2 separate regions of the Homo sapiens genome follow, and region 1 is linked to region 2. A link is an interaction called in ENCODE POLR2A ChIA-PET data of the cell type or tissue named here. Cell type or tissue: B cell. All regions are shown on one strand. Links, peaks and the distances in the headings refer to the core of each region. The heading gives the core; the rest is flanking DNA. Region 1 overlaps CNR2 (cannabinoid receptor 2). Region 2 overlaps LOC105376863 (a long non-coding RNA gene).

What was found. ChIA-PET counts read pairs that join two places held together with the same protein. Peaks named below come from ENCODE experiments on the same cell type or tissue, not always from the same donor. Only the 100,000 strongest peaks of a DNase experiment are listed, where the experiment ranks them.
Region 1: POLR2A ChIA-PET joins it to region 2 with 6 read pairs; 1 of 35 experiments calls an interaction of 5 or more read pairs at or near these places.

Annotation. Positions count from the first base shown.
Region 1 is chr1:23,896,667-23,901,050 of GRCh38, reverse strand. All of the region lies in intron 1 of CNR2 (cannabinoid receptor 2), which reads left to right. It also overlaps the pseudogene BTBD6P1. Among named protein-coding and RNA genes, the nearest start is that of CNR2, 15 kb to the left of the region's middle. RefSeq lists enhancers at 3,714-3,843, 3,894-3,953. In B cell, for the core only: no CTCF peak of the experiment used is centred there; no DNase peak of the experiment used is centred there; H3K27ac peaks cover 2,870 bases.
Region 2 is chr1:24,025,588-24,029,971 of GRCh38, reverse strand. It overlaps LOC105376863 (a long non-coding RNA gene), which reads right to left. Exons shown (of 3, transcript XR_947072.3): 3 at 997-1,094. Among named protein-coding and RNA genes, the nearest start is that of MYOM3-AS1, 39 kb to the left of the region's middle. In B cell, for the core only: a CTCF peak has its summit at 1,691 (motif pointing right); a DNase peak (open chromatin) is centred at 1,711; H3K27ac peaks cover 34 bases.

The DNA.
Region 1 (4,384 bases), core at 301-4,300, 130 kb after region 2:
ATTAAAAAAAGAAAGAGTTACTGAGCAGTGACCATGGGTGAGGCAGGTGCACTTAAGATACGGGAGTGAACAAAACAAATAATAAGCCTTAACTCCCTTGGAGCGACCATTCTAGTGTCCTATTACTCAAATCAGTCTCCCCCAGCATTCGAGGATCAGAGATTTTAAGGACAATTTGGTTGGTAGCTGGAAACGTGGCTCGGTAAAATGGTCCAAGGTGGGAAGGATAAAAATGAGATTAGGGAGGCCAGGCACGGTGGCACATGCCTGTAATCTCAGCACTTTGGGAGGCCAAGGCGGGCGGTTCACCTGAGGTTGGGAGTTCAAGACCAGCCTGATCAACATGGAGAAACCCCATTTCTACTAAAAATACAAACTTGGCCAGGCGTGGTGGCACATGCCTGTAATCCCAGCTACTTGGGAGGCTGAGGCAAGAGAATTGCTTGAACCTGGGAGGCGGAGGTTTCAGTGAGCCGAGATTGCACCATTGCACCCTAGCCTGGGCAACAAGAGTGAAACTGTCTCAAAAAAAAAAAAAAAAAAAAAGAGATCAGGGAAGAGATGGTTGCCCAGAAGTATAAGAGAGACCCCATGCCCCTCCGTCTATAAGCCTCTAGGGGTTCACCTTGCCTGCCGCCTAGACAGAGCCGATTCATCAAGACAGGAGAATTGCAATAGAGAAAGAGTAATTTATGCAGAGCTGGCTGTGCGGGAGACCGGAATTTTATTATTACTCAAATCAGTCTCCACCAGCATTCAAGGATCAGAGTTTTTAAGGACAGTTTGTTTGGTTGCGGGGAGCCAGTGAGCCAGGAGTGCTGATTGGCCAGGGATGAAATCACAGGGGGTCGAAGCTGTCCTCTTGCGCTGAGTCAGTTCCTGGGTGGGGGCCACAAGATCACATGAGCCAGTTTATGGATTTGGGTGGTGCCAGCTGATCCATCAAGTGCAGGGTCTGCAAAGTATCTCAAGCACTGATCGCAGGAGCAGTTTAGGGAGGGTCAGAATCTTGTAGCCTCCAGCTGCATGACTCCTAAACCTTCCTTCCTTTCTTTCTTTCTTTTCTTTCTTTCTTTCCTTTCTTTCTTTCTTTCCTTTCTTTCTCTTTCCTTTCTTTCTCTTTCTTTCTCTTTCTTTCTTTCTCTTTCTTTCTTTCTCTTTCTTTCTTTCTCTCTCTCTCTTTCCTTCCTTCCCTCTTTCTTTCTTTTCTTTCTTTTTTTTCTTTTCTTTCTTTCTTTCTGACAGAGACCCCTCTGTCGCCCAGGCTGGAGTGCAGTGACGCAATCTCAGCTCACTGCACCCTCCACCTTCCAGGTTCAAGTGATTCTTCTGCCTCCCCCTCTCGAGTAGCTGGTATTACAGCATGCACCACCACACCTGGCTAACTTTTGTATTTTTAGTGGAGGCGGAGTTTCAGCATGTTGGCCAGGCTGGTCTTACCTCCTGACCGCAAGTGATCCACCCGCCTCAGCCTCCCAAAGTGCTGGGATTACAGGCGTGAACTACCACACCAGACCCTAAACCATAATTTCTAATCTTGTGCCTAATATTAGTCCTACAAAGGCAATCTAGTCCCCAGCCAAGAAGGAGGTGTACTTTGGGAAAGGGCTGTTATTGTCTTAGTTTTAAACTAAGTTTCTCCCAAAGTTAGTTCAGCCCAGGAATGAACAAGGACACCTTGGAGGTTAGAAGCAAGATGGAGTCAGTTAAGTTAGATCTCTTTCACAGTCTCAGTCATAATTTTGCAAAGGTGGTTTCACATCTAGGCTGCCCAACTTCTGTGGTCAGGGTCTGGCACCAGATATATGAGTCTGAATTCTGACTCTGCCATTTACAAACTTTGTGACCTCGGCAAATCCAGTCTAGCTGAGCCTCTGGTTCCTCATAGATAAGATCGTGAAAATGAGACAGTCTATCTCCAAGGGCAGTTTGGAGGATAAAGGAGACAGCGCATTTCTTTGTGGTAACATTTAAAATCTACTCTTTTAGCAATTTTGATACGTGTATCATAATATCACATTGTATTCCATAAATATATACAATTATTATTTGTCCATCAAAAATAGAATGAAAACATTTAAAAATAATATATAGTACGGGCCAGGTGTGGTGGCTCACGCCTGTTATCCCAGCACTTTGGTAGGTGGAGGTGGTTGGATCACCTGAGGTCAGGAGTTGGAGACCAGCCTGGCCAACATGGTGAAACCCCGTCTCTACTAAAAATACAAAAATTAGCTGGGCATGGTGGTGCACATCTGTAATCCCAGCTACTCAGGAGGCTGAGGCAGGAAAATCACTTGAACCTGGGAGGCGGAGCTTGCAGTGAGCCAAGATCGTGCCACTGCACTCCAGCCTGGGCAGCAGAGTGAGACTTTGTCTCAAAAAAAAAAAAAAAAAAAAAAAAAAAAATTGGCCAGGCGTGGTGGCTCAAGCCTGAATCCCAGCACTTTGGGAGGCTGAGGCAGGCGGATCACAAGGTCAGGGGATCGAGACCATCCTGGTTAACTCGGTGAAACCCCGTCTCTACTAAAAATGCAAAAAATTAGCCGGGCGTGGTGGTGGGCGCCTGTAGTCCCAGCTGCTTGGGAGGCTGAGGCAGGAGAATGGTGTGAACCTGGAAGGCGGAGCTTGCAGTGAGCTGAGATCATACCACTGCACTCCAGCCTGGGCAACAGAACAAGACTCCATCTCAAAAAAAAAAAAAAAAAAAAAAAAGCCGGGCGCGGTGGCTCACGCCTGTAATCCCAGCACTTTGGGAGGCTGAGGCGGGCGGATCACAAGGTCAGGAGATCAAGACCATCCTGGCTAACATGGTGAAACCCTGTGTCTACTAAAAATACAAAAAAATAATAAAAAAATAGCTAGGCATGGTGGCGGGTGCCTGTAGTCCCAGCTACTTGGGAGGCTGAGGCAGGAGAATGGCGTGAACCCAGGAGGCGGAGCTTGCAGTGAGCCAAGATCGCACCACTGCACTCCAGCCTGGGTGACAGAGTGAGACTCCATCTCAAAAACAAACAAAAAATAAAAATAAAAATAAATATATAGTATGGATTTGAACAACAACAGAAAAGGACACAGTGCTTGTAAAAGGCCTTTCACAGTGCCTGCCACAAAGGAAGCACTCAGGAGAGAGTGGCAAATTTATTTTCTTCACATAGTTAAACCACAACAACATATTGCAACAGTTTGCATGCTGAAGCAGAGATAAGAATCCAGCTGCCTTCTCATAAACCAGACAATTAAAGAGATTTGCCACAAAAAGTTATTTTCATTTAAAAATATGTTACTTCAGGGCGGGCGTGGTGGCTCATGCCTGTAATCCCAGCACTTTGGGAGGCTAAGGCGGGTGGATCACAAGGTCAGGAGTTCAAGACCAGCCTGGCCAACATAGTGAAACCCTGTCTCTACTAAAAACACAAAAATTAGCCAGGTGTGGTGGTCCCAGCTACTCAGGAGGCTGAGGTGGAAGAATTGCTTGAAACCGGGAGGCAGAGTTTGCATTGAACCGAGATCGCACCACTGCACTCCAGCTTGGGTGACAGACTGAGACTCGGTCTCAAAAAAAAAAATTCTATTAACATGCAATAGGATTATTAATTTTTTTTAAGTTCTCAGTTTTAGTCTCTAATACAGCAAGTACTAATAGGTGTAACCTACATCAACAAAAGCTATTTATTGCCAAGGTAACTTTTAAGACGGTAAAGGGTCGCTGAGACCACGAAGTTTGAGAACTTCTGCCCCAGGCTTTCGTGATCTGCCTTTCTCTCGCCAGCTCTTTTGCAATCTGACAACACCCCTGTTTTCTGCCCCATGTGATTAATTGCATAACTGCCATGTTTGAAGGACCTTTTGAGATCTCATCAAAAAACCACTCCTGGCAGGGTGCAGTGGCTCACACCTGTAATTCCAGCACTTTGGGAGGCTGAGGCGGGTGGATCACCTGAGGTCAGGAGTTCAAAACCAGCCTGGCCAAAATAGTGAAACCCCATCTCTACTAAAAATAGAAAAATGGTGGCAGGCACCTGTCATCCCAGCTATTTGGGAGGCTGAGGCAGGAAAATTGCTTGAAGCTGGAAGGAGGCAGCTGCAGTGAGCTGAGATCTCGCCACTGTATTCCAGCCTCCAGCCTAGGTGACAGAGCAAGACTCTAGAAGAAAAAAAAAAAAAAACACTCCTGGTGCAGATGGACCTACTGAGAAGGAGGCTATTGTGCCTGAGGTTACACAGCCATCAGTTCCACCTGGGACTGGAACCAGCATCCTTCCTATCTCCTTAATCCAGGGCTCTCGTCATGACGGCAAGCTAGCAGGTGCTCCCTGGCACAATCTCAGCTTCCTGTTCTTTCATCTCTAAAAGTCTTGAGTGGAGACAGGGTCTTCCCCCT
Region 2 (4,384 bases), core at 65-4,064:
AAAATTAACTAGGGATGGTGGTGCACACCTGTAGTCTAGCTACTTGGGAGGCTGAGGTAGGAGGATCACAGAGCCCAGAGGTCAAGGCTGAAGTGGGCTATGATCATGCCACTGCACTCCAGCTTGAGCAATAGAGCAAGATCCTGACTCAAAAAAAAAAATAAACAAAAATTTGAAAATAAGCCAGGTGTGGTGGCACATGCCTGTAGTCCCAGCTACTCGGGAAGCTGAGGCAGGAGAATCACTTGAACCTGGGAGGCAGAGGTTGCAGTGAGCTGAGATCGTGCCACTGCATTCCAGCCTGGGTCTCAGAGCGAGACTCTGTTTCAAAAAAACAAACAAAAAGCTTTATTTAGGGCTGGGTGCCATGGCTCATGCCTGCAGTCCCAGCACTTTGGGAGGCTGAGGTGGGCAAATTACCTGAGGTCAGGCATTTGAGATAAGCCAGGCGGATCACAAGGTCAGGCATTTGAGACCAGCCTGGACGACATGGTGAAAACCCACCTCTACTTAAAAAAAAAAAAAAAAAAAAAAAAAGGCCGGGCGTGGTGGCTCACACCTGTAATTCCAGCACTTTGGGAAGCCAAGGCGGGCGGATCACAAGGTCAGGAGTTCGAGACCAGCCTGGCCAACATGGGGAAACCCCACCTCTACTGAAAATACAAAAATTAGCTGGGCGTGGTGGCAGGCGCCTATAATCCCAACTACTCGGGAGGCTGAGGCAGGAGAATCGCTTGAAACCAGAAGGCAGAGGTTGCAGTGAGCCAAGATCATGCCTCTGCATGCCAGCCTGGGCAACGAGAGCAAAACTCTGTCTCAAAAAAATAAATAAAAAATAAGGCCAGGCGTGGTGGCTCACATCTGTAATCCCAGCACTTTGGGAGGCTGAGGCAGGTGGATCACCTGAGGTCAAGAGTTCGAGACCAGCCTGACCAACATGGTGAAACCCCATCTATACTAAAAATACAAAAAGTAGCCGGGACTGGTGGCGCATACCTGTAATCCCAGATACTCGGGAGGCTGATGCAGGAGAATCGCTTGAACTCAGGAGGCAGAGGTTGCAGTGAGCTGAGATCACTCCATTGCACTCCAGCCTGGGCAACAAGAGCAAAACTCCATTTCAAAAAAATAAAATATAGGAACCACCTAAATGCCCATCAATTGGGGAATGGTTGAATAAATTATGGTACACCCATACTATGGAACAGTACAAAGATATTTTAAAATAAAATAGATCTAGGCCATGAGCGGTGGCTCATGCCTGTAATCCCAGCACTTTGGGAGGCCAAGGCAGGGGGATCACCTGAGGTCAGGAATTCAAGACCAGCCTGGCCAACATGGCAAAACCCCGTCTCTACTAAAAGTACGAAAATTAGCCAAGTGTGGTGGCGCACACCTGTAATCCCAGCTATTCTGGAGGCTGAGGCAGGGAGAATCACTTGAACCTGGGAGGCGGAGGTTACAGTGAGCTGAGATCGAGCCATTGCACTCCAGCCTGGGTGACAGAGCGAGACTCCATCTCAAAAAATAAATAAATAAAATAGATCTATTTATATATTTACAAGGAAAAGTATCTACTATATACAGCGAATTATTTTTAAAGCCTCTGAATAACATGTATAGACAAGCTTCTCCCCTTACATTTCAATGTCTACAGTCACAGAAAAAAAGAATGTCAACTCTTCCCTCCACCAACAGATGGCATTAGCTATAATGAATGGTCTTTGTGAACTACATACAATTCAACAATGTTGCTGTTCTTGTGTCCAAGTAATGTTTCACATATTATCAACCCCATAGTAGCCAAAGAAGAATAAAGCCAGGGAGAATTCTGAACATGCAAACAATTGTATAAGAAACAAACATAGAAATAATATTTACTTTGTGGAGGAGATTGCCACAGTGGGAACAGATGGAGATCTCACTCTGTCACCCAGCCTGGAGTGCAGTGGCACAATCATGGCTCACTGCACCCTTGAACTCCTAGGCTCAAGCAATCCTCCCACCTCAGCCTCCTGAAGAAGCTATAAGCGGGTACCATCACACCCGGCTAATTTTATTATTAATTTTGTAGAGACAGAGTCTCACTGTGTTGCCCAAGCTGGTCTTGAACTCCTGGCCTCAAATGATCCTCTGGCTTCAGCTTCGCAAAGCACTGGGATTATAGGCATGAGCTACTGTACCCGGCCAGGAACAGTTTTAAAGGACAAAAAAAGGCCGGGCACCGTAACTCACGCCTGTAATCCCAGTACTTTGGGAGGCCGAGGCAGGGGGACTGCCTGAAGTCAAGAGTTTGAGACTAGTCTGGCCAACATGGTGAAACCCCATCTCTACTAAAAATGCAAAAAAAATTAACCAGACCTGTTGGCATGCGACTGTAATCCCAGCTACTCGAGAGGCTGAGGCAGGGGAATTGCTTGAACCAGGGAGGCGGAGGTTGCAGCGAACCGAGATAGCACCACTGCCCTCCAGCCTGGGTGACAGAGCAAGACTCCATCTCTAATAAATAAATAAATAAATGGACAAAAAGATAAAGCATGTAGCACAGGAAAAGAAGAAGGAAAACAGAATGATAAAATGGAAAAAAAAATCAGTTTATGGCTAAATAATCAGAATCAAATTGGACCTCTATCAGCTTATTTGTCTGGAAATAAGTAGTGAGGAAGAGTCAAAGTTTAGGCCTGAATTTAGATCAGCCCTCATGAATTCAAGGAGACAGAGGGATATGAGCCCCAGAACCAAAAGCCCCCCTTCACCCCAGGTCACCCCAGGAACTGTGGCTGCTTCCCTTTGCCTGCCACTCCTCCGAGCAGCTCCACTGCCTAAGGTTCCACCTCAACCTCTTAGAAAGAAGAGACCCTGAGATCAAGTAGTCTTGCTACATTGATCCCACAGCCTGGGGGTTGGAGAAGAAGGAAGAGTGACAGATGTTCCTGCTTGCTTCACCCTTGCAGAGCTTTTGTATTGCCAGTGTCAGTCACCCCACAAATACTTAATCCTGAAGAAAGTGAAGGTTTGTCCTAAAAGAACTCCAGCAAAAGGCAAGGCAGAACCAAACCAAACCAAACAGGTCCTGGTCAAACAGGCAGTTTTCCAAATATATCCAAAAAATCTAAATATGTCAATACATTTTTAAAAACTAGCTGGGCGCGGTGGCTCACGCCTGTAATCCCAGCACTTTGGGAGGCTGAGGCAGGCGAATCACAAGGTCAGGTGTTCGAGACCAGCCTGGCCAACATGGTGAAACCCCATCTCTACTAAAAACAGAAAAAAATTAGCCAGGCATAGTGGCGGGCGCCTGTAATCTCAGCTACTCAGCAGGCTGAGGCAAGAGAATAGCTTGAACCTGGGATGCGAAGGTTGCAGTGAGCCGAGATCACTCCACTGCACTCCAGCCTGGGCAACAGAACAAGACTCCATCTCAAAACAAAAACAAAAACAAAAACAAAAAAACAGAAACACTTTCTTCCAGACCGTCCACCATCCCCACCACAGCCCTCTACCCCAGGCACAACTACCTACCTCCCAGACACAGGTTTAAGACAGCCTCAATCTGGCTGAGTGAATTGACTCACACCTATATAGTCCCAGCACTTTGGGAGGTCAAGGCGGGAGGATCACTTGAGCCCAGGAGTTCGAGACTAGCCTGGGCAACATAGAGAGATCTTGTCTTTACAAATAAAAAAATTTTAAAAATGGTTTTTTTTTTAATAGCGCGGTGGCTCACGCCTGTAATCCTAGCACTTTGGGAGGCCGAGGTGGGCAGATTGCCAGAGCTCAGGAGTTCAAGACCAGCCTGGACAATATGGTGAAACCCTGTCTCTACTAAAAATACAAAAATGTAGCCAGACATGGTGGCACAAGCCTGTAGTCCCAGCTACTCAGGAGGCTGAGGTGTGAGAATCGCTTGAACCCGGGAGATGGAAGTGAGCCTAGATCGCGCCACTTCACTCCATCCTGGGTGACAGCGAGACTCTGTCTCCAAAAAAAAAAAAAAAAAAAATAGCCAGGCATGGTGGTGCACACCTGTAATCCCAGCTACTCAGGAGGTTGAGGCAAAAAGGATTGCTGAAGCCCAGGAGGTTGAGGCTGCCGTGAACCGTGTCTGTGCCACTGCACTGTAGCCTGAGCAACAGAGTAAGATTCTGTCTCTAAAAAGAAAAAGGAAGAAAGAAAAGACAGCTTCAATCAGAGAGGAAGTAGAGGCAAACAGAAGAAGGATGGCCTCATTTTGATTTTCTGTTGGTTCTGGAATCTGCTTCCCTCTGGCTTCCACAGTTTCTCCCCGGTTGACTTTCAGGAAAGGAGGTAGCAATCCAAACCAGTTCATCATCTAAAATTTGGGGGCTCACTGCTTCTTTTAAAATTAAGGTTGAAGTATAAT